Linked DNA regions of Homo sapiens: region 2 is linked to region 1. Evidence: chromatin contacts called from ENCODE Hi-C or POLR2A ChIA-PET data. All regions are on one chromosome and are shown on one strand. The core of a region is the stretch at or near the end of the contact, and the rest is flanking DNA. Distances in the headings are between cores, read along the strand shown.

What was found. Hi-C counts contacts between places; a loop is a spot of excess contacts on that map. ChIA-PET counts read pairs that join two places held with the same protein, here RNA polymerase II (POLR2A). Pooled maps may share reads with other maps.
Region 2: a loop to region 1 is called in a map with no recorded cell type, with 10 times the contacts of the local background. The contact joins the enhancer-like site here to the promoter of EMC1-AS1 in region 1. A Hi-C loop is called at or near these places in 3 of 37 single-sample maps with no recorded cell type and 9 of 50 pooled maps. POLR2A ChIA-PET finds 5 or more read pairs at or near these places in 5 of 52 experiments (activated CD4-positive, alpha-beta memory T cell, activated T-cell and activated naive CD4-positive, alpha-beta T cell).

The regions. Positions count from the first base shown.
Region 1 is chr1:19,207,216-19,212,456 of GRCh38, forward strand. It overlaps EMC1-AS1 (EMC1 antisense RNA 1), which reads left to right and starts at 3,171. Exons shown (of 2, transcript NR_135114.1): 1 at 3,171-3,344. It overlaps UBR4 (ubiquitin protein ligase E3 component n-recognin 4), which reads right to left and starts at 3,051. Exons shown (of 106, transcript NM_020765.3): 1 at 2,858-3,051. The coding sequence starts at 3,033. RefSeq lists silencers at 2,721-3,040, 4,066-4,135 and enhancers at 3,091-3,140, 3,391-3,440.
Region 2 is chr1:18,925,167-18,930,838 of GRCh38, forward strand. All of the region lies in intron 1 of IFFO2 (intermediate filament family orphan 2), which reads right to left. Among named protein-coding and RNA genes, the nearest start is that of ALDH4A1, 25 kb to the left of the region's middle. RefSeq lists enhancers at 1,464-1,683, 1,709-2,335, 1,964-2,083, 2,584-2,673, 3,004-3,053. Within about 2 kb of position 1,610, at least 34 of the 41 ENCODE cell types and tissues checked have a DNase peak (open chromatin) inside an H3K27ac peak, as active enhancers do.

The DNA.
Region 1 (5,241 bases), core at 1,921-4,420:
GCTAGACAACAAGGCCCACCTCAGCATCTACAGTGTTGGCTTTCATCTGGTACTATAGCTTCCTATGCAAGACATACTCCCACAATTCTGAGACCTTTACTTTTTAGAAAGACAAATAAATAAAACCTTTGGGCTGGGTGCAGTGGCTCACGCCTGTAATCCCAGCACTTTGGAAGGCCAAGGCGGGCGGATCACCTGCGGTCAGAAGTTCAAGACCAGCCTGACCAGCATGGTGAAACCTCGTCTCTACTACAAATACAAAAATTAGCCGGGTCTGGTGGCGCACATCTATAATCCCAGCTACTTGGGAGGCTGAGGCACGAGAATCACTTGAACCTGGGAGGCGTAGGTTGCAGTGAGGTAAAATCGTGCCACTGCACTCCAGCCTGGGTGACACAGCAAGACTCTGTCTCCAAAAAATAAATAAATAAATAAAACTTTTGAAAACCAGAATAATGATAGCAGGGTATAATTTGTGTGCTCCAAGCTAGGGGTTGGCAAACTATGGCCTGCAGGCCAAATCCAGGAAGTCACCTGTTTTTGTATGGCTAAGAGTGGTTGAAAAAAAAAAAATCAAAAGAATAGTTTGTGACATGTAAATATTACATGAAATTCAAATTTCAGTGCCCATAGATATAATTTTAAACACAGCCATGCCCATTCATTTATATATGGTGTGTGGCTGCTTTCACACAATGATGGCAGAGTTAAACAGTCCAGACAGAGACCACATGTCCCAAAATTATCTACTATCTGGCCATTTACAGGACGTTTGCCAACGCCTGCTTTATAACAAACTGAACACTTGATACGTTTAGCTGTTCTCACTGTAAAGAACTTGTAAGCCAGGTATTTCTTCTGGAAATTTTTCTTTAGATCATACTCCTCTCACACAGCCTGCAGAGGACACATAGGCTTTCAAAGCTAACTGAGCTCCAAAAACCAGAAGACTTAAAAGATCTTGCCTTCCGGCTGGGCACGGTAGCTCATGCCTGTAATTCCAGCACTTTGGGAGGCCAAGGCGGGTGGATCACAAGGTCAGGATATGGAGACCATTCTGGCTAACATGGTGAAACCTCATCTCTACTTAAAATACAAAAAGTTAGCTGGGCGTGGTGGCAGGCACCTGTAGTCCCAGCTACTTGGGAGGCTGAGGCAGGAGAATGGTGTGAACCTGGGAGGTGGAGCTTGCAGTGAGCTGAGATGGCGCCACTGCATTCCAGCCTGGGTGACAGAGCAAGAATCCATCTCAAAAAAAAAAAAAAAAAAAAAAAGAGATCTTGCCTTCCAATAAATGCGTTACCAAAGACCCATCAGTTTGGACTTATTTTCTAAGCCATAAAGAGAGATCTTATTAATGTCTACAAATACAACTCTTGATTATTTGTACAAACAGAGGGTATGGCAAAGACCACTACCACATACATGGCAAAATTCAAACCTAGTGATGTATTTGGTTGGAGGGTGTTCCTTAAGTATTACAGCTTTAAAGGTGGCCCCAGAATACAGGATTTATGGAAGGGTGTCAACAAATTATTAATATTTTATAACCTATCCAGCTCATGTCCAGAAAAACATAAAAGCAAATGCTCTAAAAAGACTGGAACGTTACTGATTCTACGTAACATGAGTATGAGTCAGGAAAAATACTGCCAATCCAAATGTTTAAAACAAAAAGCAGCCACGTAATTTGAAAGTAGTATATTTGAAACCTGTTTACATCTTCAGAACATTCCTGGCCTGATGATTAGATAGCAAAATCCGTCTGTAAAGCTGACTGTGAAGTTACCAAACTCAACCATTATTTTATTATAATTTGTTAAAAACTCTGCATCCAAAGGATTACAAGTCTACAACAAGAAAAAGCACAAAAACAATTTGTCAAACCGTGGGCCTCCTTTGAGTAACAAATAGCAATTTTTAACCTCTGGATAGCAGCTAGATATACCCTTGTCATCGTGAAGCTAAAATGACCCAGTTAACAATTGCAGGGAGTTGCTGAAATGAGGTATGGCTAGAAAAATGAAAGTCAGTCTGGCTTTAAAAGCAAAAGTCTACCATTAAACTAATGAAAGACTGCTCTGAGCACAGTATGTCAGGAAAAGGCAGGCACTCTGAGATCACCATCTTTGTACCTACATAACTGTCACTAGCTAAGAATCGCTGTGCAAAAAGACAAAAACACACAAAAGGAAACCAACAGATAGTACCGTTTGTAAAAGAATGTGATGATATTTTAATGCGAGGGGGATGGGAGGCAGCAAGAGAACACACACACCACACATCCTCTGGGAAAATGATCTCTCAGACACACACTGAAATGTTTTTAATCAAAGACCGATACAGTAGGAATGCACAAGGAGTGCAACGTAAAAAGAGGTCATCAATGTAGCTAGTGGCTTCAGTCACAGAAATAGCACGTGCCCCCACTGATTACAGCACCGCGGGGAGACCGTTATTAAATTATACCGTACGGCTCCGCTCCGGCCCAGGCTAGGAGGATGAGTGCGGGCGAGAAATGCAAACTCATCTGTGACTTGACCCAAGGGGCAGCCCCGTGAACATTCCCTTAAGAGGGCGAATGCATCTCACTCTCAACCATGTCCGGCCACGCCCTCCCGCAGGGAGGCCGCTAAAGTTTTGCTCGAGAGGGGAAACTGAGGTAGAGGTGATTTACATGCGTTGGCGGAGGGAAACCCAGGCAAGCCAGTCTCCCCGGGCCCGGGACCCCGAAGCCGTGGCTGTGGCGGGGATCCTCAAGGGGGCAGGGGGCGGCCCGGAAAGCGGGTCCAGACGATCCGGCTCGAAATCCCCTCCCCCCACAACAGCGTCGCCCGCCAGAGCCGCCGCCCGGTACCTCTCGATGACTGAGGCCACCAGCTGCGGCAACTCCTTCATCTCGAAGGCGGAGTAGGACGCGGACAGCAGGGGCCGCACAGCCACCTCCCAGCCCGGGGTCGTGTCCGCCCCCGTTGCCGGGGTCCCCGGCGCCGGAGCCGCTGCCGCCGCCTCTTCGCCGCCGCTCGTCGCCATCTTCCGTCGTACTACTGCGGCTCCCTCCGGGGGCTTGCCACCGGCCCAGCGCCGCCTCCCAGGAGGGGGCGGAAGTGACGCAATCTGTCGCGTCAGACTGCGCGCCGCCGTCATGGGTCAAAAACGCGACGCGCGGAGCGGCCTTTGCTCTCACCGGGGTCGAGCCGCGGCGAGGGAACGGATCGGAGACGCTGCGCCTGCTCAGAAGGTAGCGCAGCGGGGAAAGGCGGGAGAGCGTTAACTTCTGAGCCTGCGCGGTGGGAGTTGCTCAAGCAGGTGGTAGCGACTTGGCTTCCGGGCAGCGGGTAAAGGTGAGTCTGGGGCATGGGTTCAGTGGGCAAGTCTAGGGCAGCAGAGTTGACTACGCCTCGGCGTATAGAATGGCCCTGGCCTGGGACAGCTAAGGACGACAAGAGGAGGCCGAAGCCTAAAACGCTTTCACCTGCTTCTTCCCCTGCCTAGATCCCCCCAATAGTAATACTAAAGAGCGCCATAGTTTACAAAGATTTCTCCCTCTCACAACACCTTTTAATCACTGATCCGTATTCCCTTAGCACTCAAATCTCTTCTGTTTGGATTGCCCTCATTAACAATCTGACCAGCTCGTACAATGCATCCCTCTTTGCAATTTGCCACGTATGCTTACGTGTTCCCCTTTTTTCTACTGGCAAGGAAAGAATGTAAGCTTTTATTCACAGGAGATGTCTGAGACTTTTGCCGGTAAAATGATCTGGCTACAAGGTCTAAGAGGGAAAAGCAGTTTGCTCGAGGAAAGGTATTCGTGCATTAAGGACAGTCCTGTGAGTGAGATATTGGTGGACGGCTTCAAGCTCTAGCCTGTGGCCTACAGCTGGCCTAAATAAGACTGGGAAGGAACTGTGAAGACGGTTTCAAATTCCTAAAGCCCTGAAATTCTCCCCCTAAGTTTAGGAAGAGCTTTTGTTCTTGGTGTGTAACACTGATAAATGAATTGGTACCTAGTGATTAATCTGCACTTTTATTAAGATATGACCTACTTTACCTTTTTTGAGACAGGATCTTGCTCTGTCGCCCAATAGCCCAGGCTGGAGTGCAGTGGCAGAGTTGCAGCTGGCTGCAGCCTCCACCTCCCTGGCTCAAGTGATCTTCCAGCCTCAGCCTCCCCAGTAGCTGAGACTATACAGGTGCAGGCCACCACTCTTAATTTTTTTTGTTTGTTTTTAAGAGACAGGTCTCCCTACGTAGCCCAAGCTGTTTTCGAAGTCCTAGGTTCCTCCCACCTTGGACTCCCAAAGTGCTGGGATTACAGGCTTGACCCACTGCGCCCAGCCTGCATCTTTACATTCGAAATAAAATTCAGTCAAGTCAAAGCCGGTCTTGGAGGAAAATGTGGCTTTGATGACAGCAGTAGGGATTTTCCTTCAGTGCCTACTTACCAGAGGATAATAATAACAGCAAGTTTCTTAAACATAAAAACATCAGAAATGAAAAAGAACTTTCCATAACACTATAAATATTGCAGTATTTCAAGATACTGAACCAGAGCCCTAAGGAAAGGCTGGAGACCCAGAATTTTATAATGGCTTTGGGACATGAATTTTATTTTAACCAGAGGACAAAATTAATCTGCAAAAGCTGTCTTGGAGAAATTTCAGGAAATAAAAGATCAAATGTATCTGCTGTCCTCCCTTCCCTCTCCAGGAGAATAAAAGGCAAATGCAAACTATCACAGGGAGATTTTCACCTTTACCTAAATTATTTATTATATACTTTATATTTCTGGTTAATAGATTGGGAGAGAGCACTCCAGATAAAGAACTTCCTTTATAAATGCCACATTTATTTCAGTACTGGAGGTTTGGTCTTGTGTTGCCACAAAGATTTGGAATGGCATCTATGTTATAAATTTAGATGACAAAAGAGACTAATAAAAGACTTCTAGATGAAACACAAGCTTCTAATATTCTGGTCCAGGAAATAAGATAGAAACTAAAAAACAATAAATAACTTTTATGAATTAACTGAAGGACTTAAAATACTTGTTCCATTCTAATCCCAAGTGTCTGCCAAGGAACTGAAATTTAAAATGATAAAAGACATGATACAGTCATGTTACAGGGAATTCAATGAAGTAAAAATGGCAGACATTGATGAATGGTATGGTTTAAAGATTTGTGTAGAGGTAGTGATGAGGAGGCCTGCTGGGAGCTGGAAAAGTTCTATACCTTG
Region 2 (5,672 bases), core at 360-2,859, 280 kb before region 1:
ATCCCGCTGAGCCCTCCCCTGGGGATCATCCCCATGTTGCAGATGAGGCTCAGAGGTCAGGTAACTCATTTCCCCTCTTCCTCTCTCCTCCTCAGCCTCCTGAAACCCTAGCCATTCTCCCAGGCTTGTCTCAAATGTCATCTCTTCCCCAAGCCTCACATCCACTTCCATTGTTTGCCCCACAGCTTAAAGCAGTGGAGGCCCCAGGATCTCCTCTTCCCCAGTGGCATGGTTGTGGGATCCCACGGCACACAGCTCTTGCCCAAAGGAGCCAGTCCCGTGACGCCAGGGCCAGTGATGGCTCCATTGTGTGGTCACCGCCACTTCCACCTTCCCCACCGCCACCGGGGGCTGGCACTCATCTCGGGAGGTCTCAGGCACAGAGATGGGGCAAAGAGGAAGCAAGAGGCAAGTTCCCTGGTCTAGGTGGGAAAACAGGCACAGGAGCCGGGTCTCAGGTCGGGGGTCCAGTCCTTCTGCAGGCCCAGAGAGCTGGTTATGATGATCATTCCTGTGCTTGCTACTGTATTCCCTGCACCTCAAACTGGCTGGGCACTTGCTAAGGAGTCAGACATTTATCGAATGGATTGGTTGGATGGATGGATGGATGGATGGATTGGTTGGATGGATGGATGGATTGGTTGGATGGATGGATGGATGGATGGATGGATGGATGGATGGATGGATTGGTTGGATGGATGGATGGATGGATGGATGGATGGATGGATTGGATGGATTGGTTGGATGGATGGATGGATGGATGGATGGTTGGATGGATGGATGGATGGATTGGTTGGATGGATGGATGGATGGATGGATGGATGGATGGATGGATTGGTTGGATGGATGGATGGATGGATGGATGGATGGATGGATGGATGGATGGATTGGTTGGATGGATGGATGGATGGATGGATGGATGGATGGATGGATGGATTGGTTGGATGGATAGATGGATGGATGGATGGATGGATGGATGGATGGATCCAAAGCTGCACTTACTCCTCAGTGCCCTGATGGCCCTCGCCTCCAGACAGAACTCCTTTCCCCCAGAGCATCCTTAGACTGAACATCCCAGCCCAGGGGCTCACAGGAGGCAAATTCCCAGCATAGCCCCTGCACTCAGCTTCATCCATTCGGCTCCAGAGCCTCTCCTGGGAGAGGCCAGGCCAGGCCAGGGGGAGGGATGGCCAGGGCAGGAAGCAGGCAGGAGAAGGAGAAACCTTCCCTTTCCCACTTCCCACAGCCCTGGGCCAGGGAGGGGAGGCAGGGATGTCAGAACAAAGAGTGCAGGGAGAGGAAATGACTCCACAAAAGCACAAAGCAGCTGAGATCAGGGGCCTCGGCCACCATCTTAGCAGAACAAGCACTCTCTGAGGCTGGTGGCCAGGAGGGAGAGGTGGCAGCACCACCCCAGCCAGATGTGGTCTCTCCGCATTCCTGAGGAGCCACCACTGGAACCACGTGAGGGACGAGAAGTCTCTGCTGGCCTCTGGGGAAAAGGGGTGGGCAGATTCTATGCCAGTCCCCACCCCCACCCCACTCAGGGCCAGTGCCTCCCCCTCTCCCGTCAGCTCAAGATGACACACAGACCCGCAGGAAAGGGACCGACAAGCCTGCCCTACAGAGGGGCGGAAACCCAAGCTGAAGTCACCAGCAGAGGGGCTGACTCACAGATTTTTCACTTCCTGTGCAGTCAGAAAAAGAGGCTCGAGGCTCCCGCTCAGGAGGAAAGTAGGTGCAGGCCCAGCAAAACAATGAAGCCCTCCAGGGACGAACCTGGGGCTCCTGGAGTGAGCATCCCAAGACACCAGGGCAGCAAGAGACGGGTTCAAATCCTGCCCCATCACTTCCCAGTTGCGTGATCTTGAGCAAGTCAGTTACCCTCTCTGGGCCTCAGTTGTCCCCTCTGTGAGTTGGGAAACCAGCCACCCCCTTTCGAAGGTGGCTGTGAGAACTACAGGAAGGGGATGGTGTGGGTAAAAGCACCCTGGCATCCAGCAGACCATGGGTGTTCAGCAGCTCCACGTCAACGGCACAGCGCATGGCTGCCTCCCACCTCCAGAGTTGGGAGGGAGGTGTGGAAATGGCCCACACCTTGCGGGAAGGCGAGCGGCCGGCACGCCTAGGCCGACTCACTCAGGTGAAGGGAAATGAGCTCAGGTGAGGCTGGGCTGGAGCCCTCAGTGGAAGACTTCATTCTGGGCCAAGCGTGGGCCTGGCCTCTGGCAGAGGGCAGGTGGGGGCAGAGAGCAGCTTCCTTCCCGGCGGGTGGAGGGCTGGCACCTTCTCAGCTCCACCCTGGCCTCGGGGAGCTCACCCCACTGCAGCAGGGCTGGATGCAGGTGGCCAGGGAGCTGTGCTGGAGCCCGGCTGCTCAAACCACAGATTTGGCCCAGCCAATGCCCCTCAGCTCTGCGCTGCCCTAGCTCCTGTGTTTGCCCACCTGCAGATGCACAGAGGCATCCTCACAGCAGAGCCAGGGCCAAGCCTGGGGGCCCCAATCAGCTGTTCTTCTCTAAAATAATATCTGAGCTGGAAGAAGAGGCTGCAGGCACAGTGGTAGACCAGGGGAGCCCTTTCTGCAAATGCAGTTTTGCAGAAGCTGATGGATTGGGAAGACCAGAGCAGGCTCCCCGGTGGGGTCAGGGCTGCGTGCCCCCAACAGCCTCCACTTGCTTCTTCTGAGCCCTTCTAGAGAACCTGAAAACCACAACCGAGTCAACTTCCTCCTTGCACACCATCCCCCTCGAATACCACAGACAATTCATATTTAAGGCAGAAAGAAAATCCGATAAGGGAGTGGGAGTGGGGCAGGGCTGGGAATACAATGTGGAAATCCCGCCACCACTGCTAACACAGGGCTCACCTCCTGGGCAGCTCAGCACTGATGCACGTGTGGATGCCTTGCCTCCTGACTTTCTCTCCCACATGGCACGCTGCAAGCCCGTCTTCTCCCCCGAAAATGGACAGCCAATAAGCTCTAGCCCCTGCGCATGAAAGAGGCCCCCTCCTGCCTGCCCCAAGCCCCACCCCCTGGGGACACCTGGCACCACCTCTTGTGGCCTCCCGGCTCCCATCTCCATGGAGCCCCTGATCCCAAGGAAAGGCTGTCTCGCAGACGTGCCCATCAGAGCCCGGCTGCCCAGCTGTACTCTCCAGCTCTCGGAAGGAAAGACAAATTAAATGCCAACTGATTGTCTCCACGGAGGAGGTATTAATTTAATGTGAACACTTAACCAGGGCAGCCGATTCCATTACAGGCGGGCAGTAATGGCCTGAGCAGGACGGAGCACAGGCTGTACACTGAGGATGGGGGCCAGGTTTGAGAAGCCACTAATCAAGTGTGCCCCCAGAACACTGCCACCCACACAGACACACAGAGCTGCTTTCAACCAGAAACGGCAGCCTCCTCCAGGGATCCCAGCGTGCCAGGTCTGCGCAAGGCTGCTCAGGGGAGAGGCAGAGGGGTCTGACATCCATAGGGAAGTTCCCTGTGGAAGAGCGGGTACTGGGCTAGGAAGCAGGAGGTCCTGGTTCATGCCCTGGCTGCGTTGCTAATTTGCTGCATGACCCTGAGCAAGTCCCTTCTCTGCCCTGGGCCTCAGTCTCCCCATCTATAATAGGATCTCCCAAAATCCCTCGGGACATGACATTTGCAGTGTTATTTGCACGCCCTGGATAGGGCCCTTCCTTGGAGTCCAGAAGTGGTGACAGCCTCAGGGATACCAACTCCATCCGGAGTTATCCTGGGTGCCATCAGGGCTCTGACAGCCTGCACTCAACAGCAGACACCCGCTGGGTGCCCTCTCCCAGAAGAAGCAGCAGCGTGGTGTGGGAGCATGCATTCATTCGTTTGCCCCTCACTCATTCATTCCATAAACAGTTCCTGAGGGCTTGCCACGAGCCCCGCAGGCCTTAGAGAGTCAAAGGTTGTAGGCAATTCTGCAGAAGGAAGGGCAGGTGAGCTGAGAAAGTCATCTGCCTCTGTGTGATCCCCTGAGGGCCTGCCTACCTCAAGCTAGGAGCCTCAGTCTCCACTTCTGTAAAACGGGGATAGCAATCCCACCTTGTAGGGCTCATGGATGGATCAGGAGAGCAGGCTCAAGTGAGGCACACAGATGCCCTTGACAGATGATGCCCATGCTCTTCACCGGTGTCACCCTGGCTCTACCCACCTGGGGGAGGGAGGGGCAAATGGGTGGGTGAAAGTCTGGGCCCCCTCAGCAAGGACACTTCTCCAACCTGTCCTGGCCCTCTGGGGACCCAGGAGCAACTGAGAGAGGCAGCACTGAAATCGAGTTGCTAAGGAGTTTTCCCAGCAAGGAGGTGAAAGTGAGTCCCATCGCCAGGCAGGGGGGATGAGCTGTGTGGGGTCATCACATTCCCCCACCTGACATTCCCCTCACCTGACATTCCCCCCACTTGTTTCCTGGTGACCAAGGGGCCCTTTGCAGGGCAGCTAGCTGGTCTCTGGGCTCTCTGTGGTGACTTGAGAGGTGAGAGGTGAGTGGGAAAGAACGGCAAGCCCCTAACTGGGCTCCGGCCCCCCAGCCACACACCCCTTCAGGCAACGAGGCAGCAGCCTTGTGCTGGAAGTCCTGAAGCTAGTCCTGCCTCTGCCCCAGCTGGCTCCGTGATCTTGGGCAAGTCCCTTCCCCTCCTCTGGCACCACTTTCCCATCAGTAATGCAATGATGTCAAACTGGATGAATTCTAAGGGCCCACCCAGCCAAGCCAGAAAACAACTGCCATGATCCCTGGACAAGCATCCTACACTGACCACAAAGCCGCCTGACAAACCACAAATGCTCAAAAGCCAGCTGAGACGTCTGTCCTTGCGTTCCAACCAGTGTGTGTAGTGGAGAGGGGAGCAGGGACTCTGGAGCCAGAGGGTCCTGGGATCAAATCCCAGCTATCCATCTTGCAGTTCTGTGACCTTGAGCAAGCTATGACCCTCTCTGGGCCTTGGTAATACCTCCCAGCTCCGAGGGGTTTTGCCCACATTCCATGGAATAGCATATGAAAAGTGCCCAGAATAGTGCCTGGTCTACCATGAGCATGCCATTGGTGTCATTCTCATCCTCACGACCTCCCAATGACAGCTGCTCAGAGAGGTGGGGAGAGGCTGGGAGAATGCTCTTGGACCACATCGTAAGTGAGGGGGTCAGACTTGAACCCAAGGCCATCTGACCCCAGAGCCACTGTCTGCATAACAGTCATGTTGTTGATAGTCATGGTAATGAGCTAGATGCCGCCTTCACCTGGCTGGGTGGCTGGCAGTACAAGGGGACAGGGTGGCAGAAGGAAAGAAGCCAGATGCTAATGCCACAGAACCCCCGTCAGCAAAACCCACTGAAAACCCTGCTTTCACCGTCCACACCCCATAGACATACCCCAGGAACTAATGGGCATGCCCAGCCCTTTGAGGTCTGTCCTAACAAGGGCCACTGTGGCAGCAGGTGGGTCCAGGGCAGGAGAGCCCAGCTGGTCTCATGGCACCTTCCAACACACACAAGGCATTTAAGGGTATTCACCCAGGCCAGCTGCTGGCTCTTTTGGGCAACATGGGGCCCAGGGAACCCCCGGGTCACCTGCCCCAATGCCAATCTGAGGTTTCAGTTGTTTTCTGAGCCACCTGTCCAATTCCCTCCTGTCTATATTTGCCCAGGT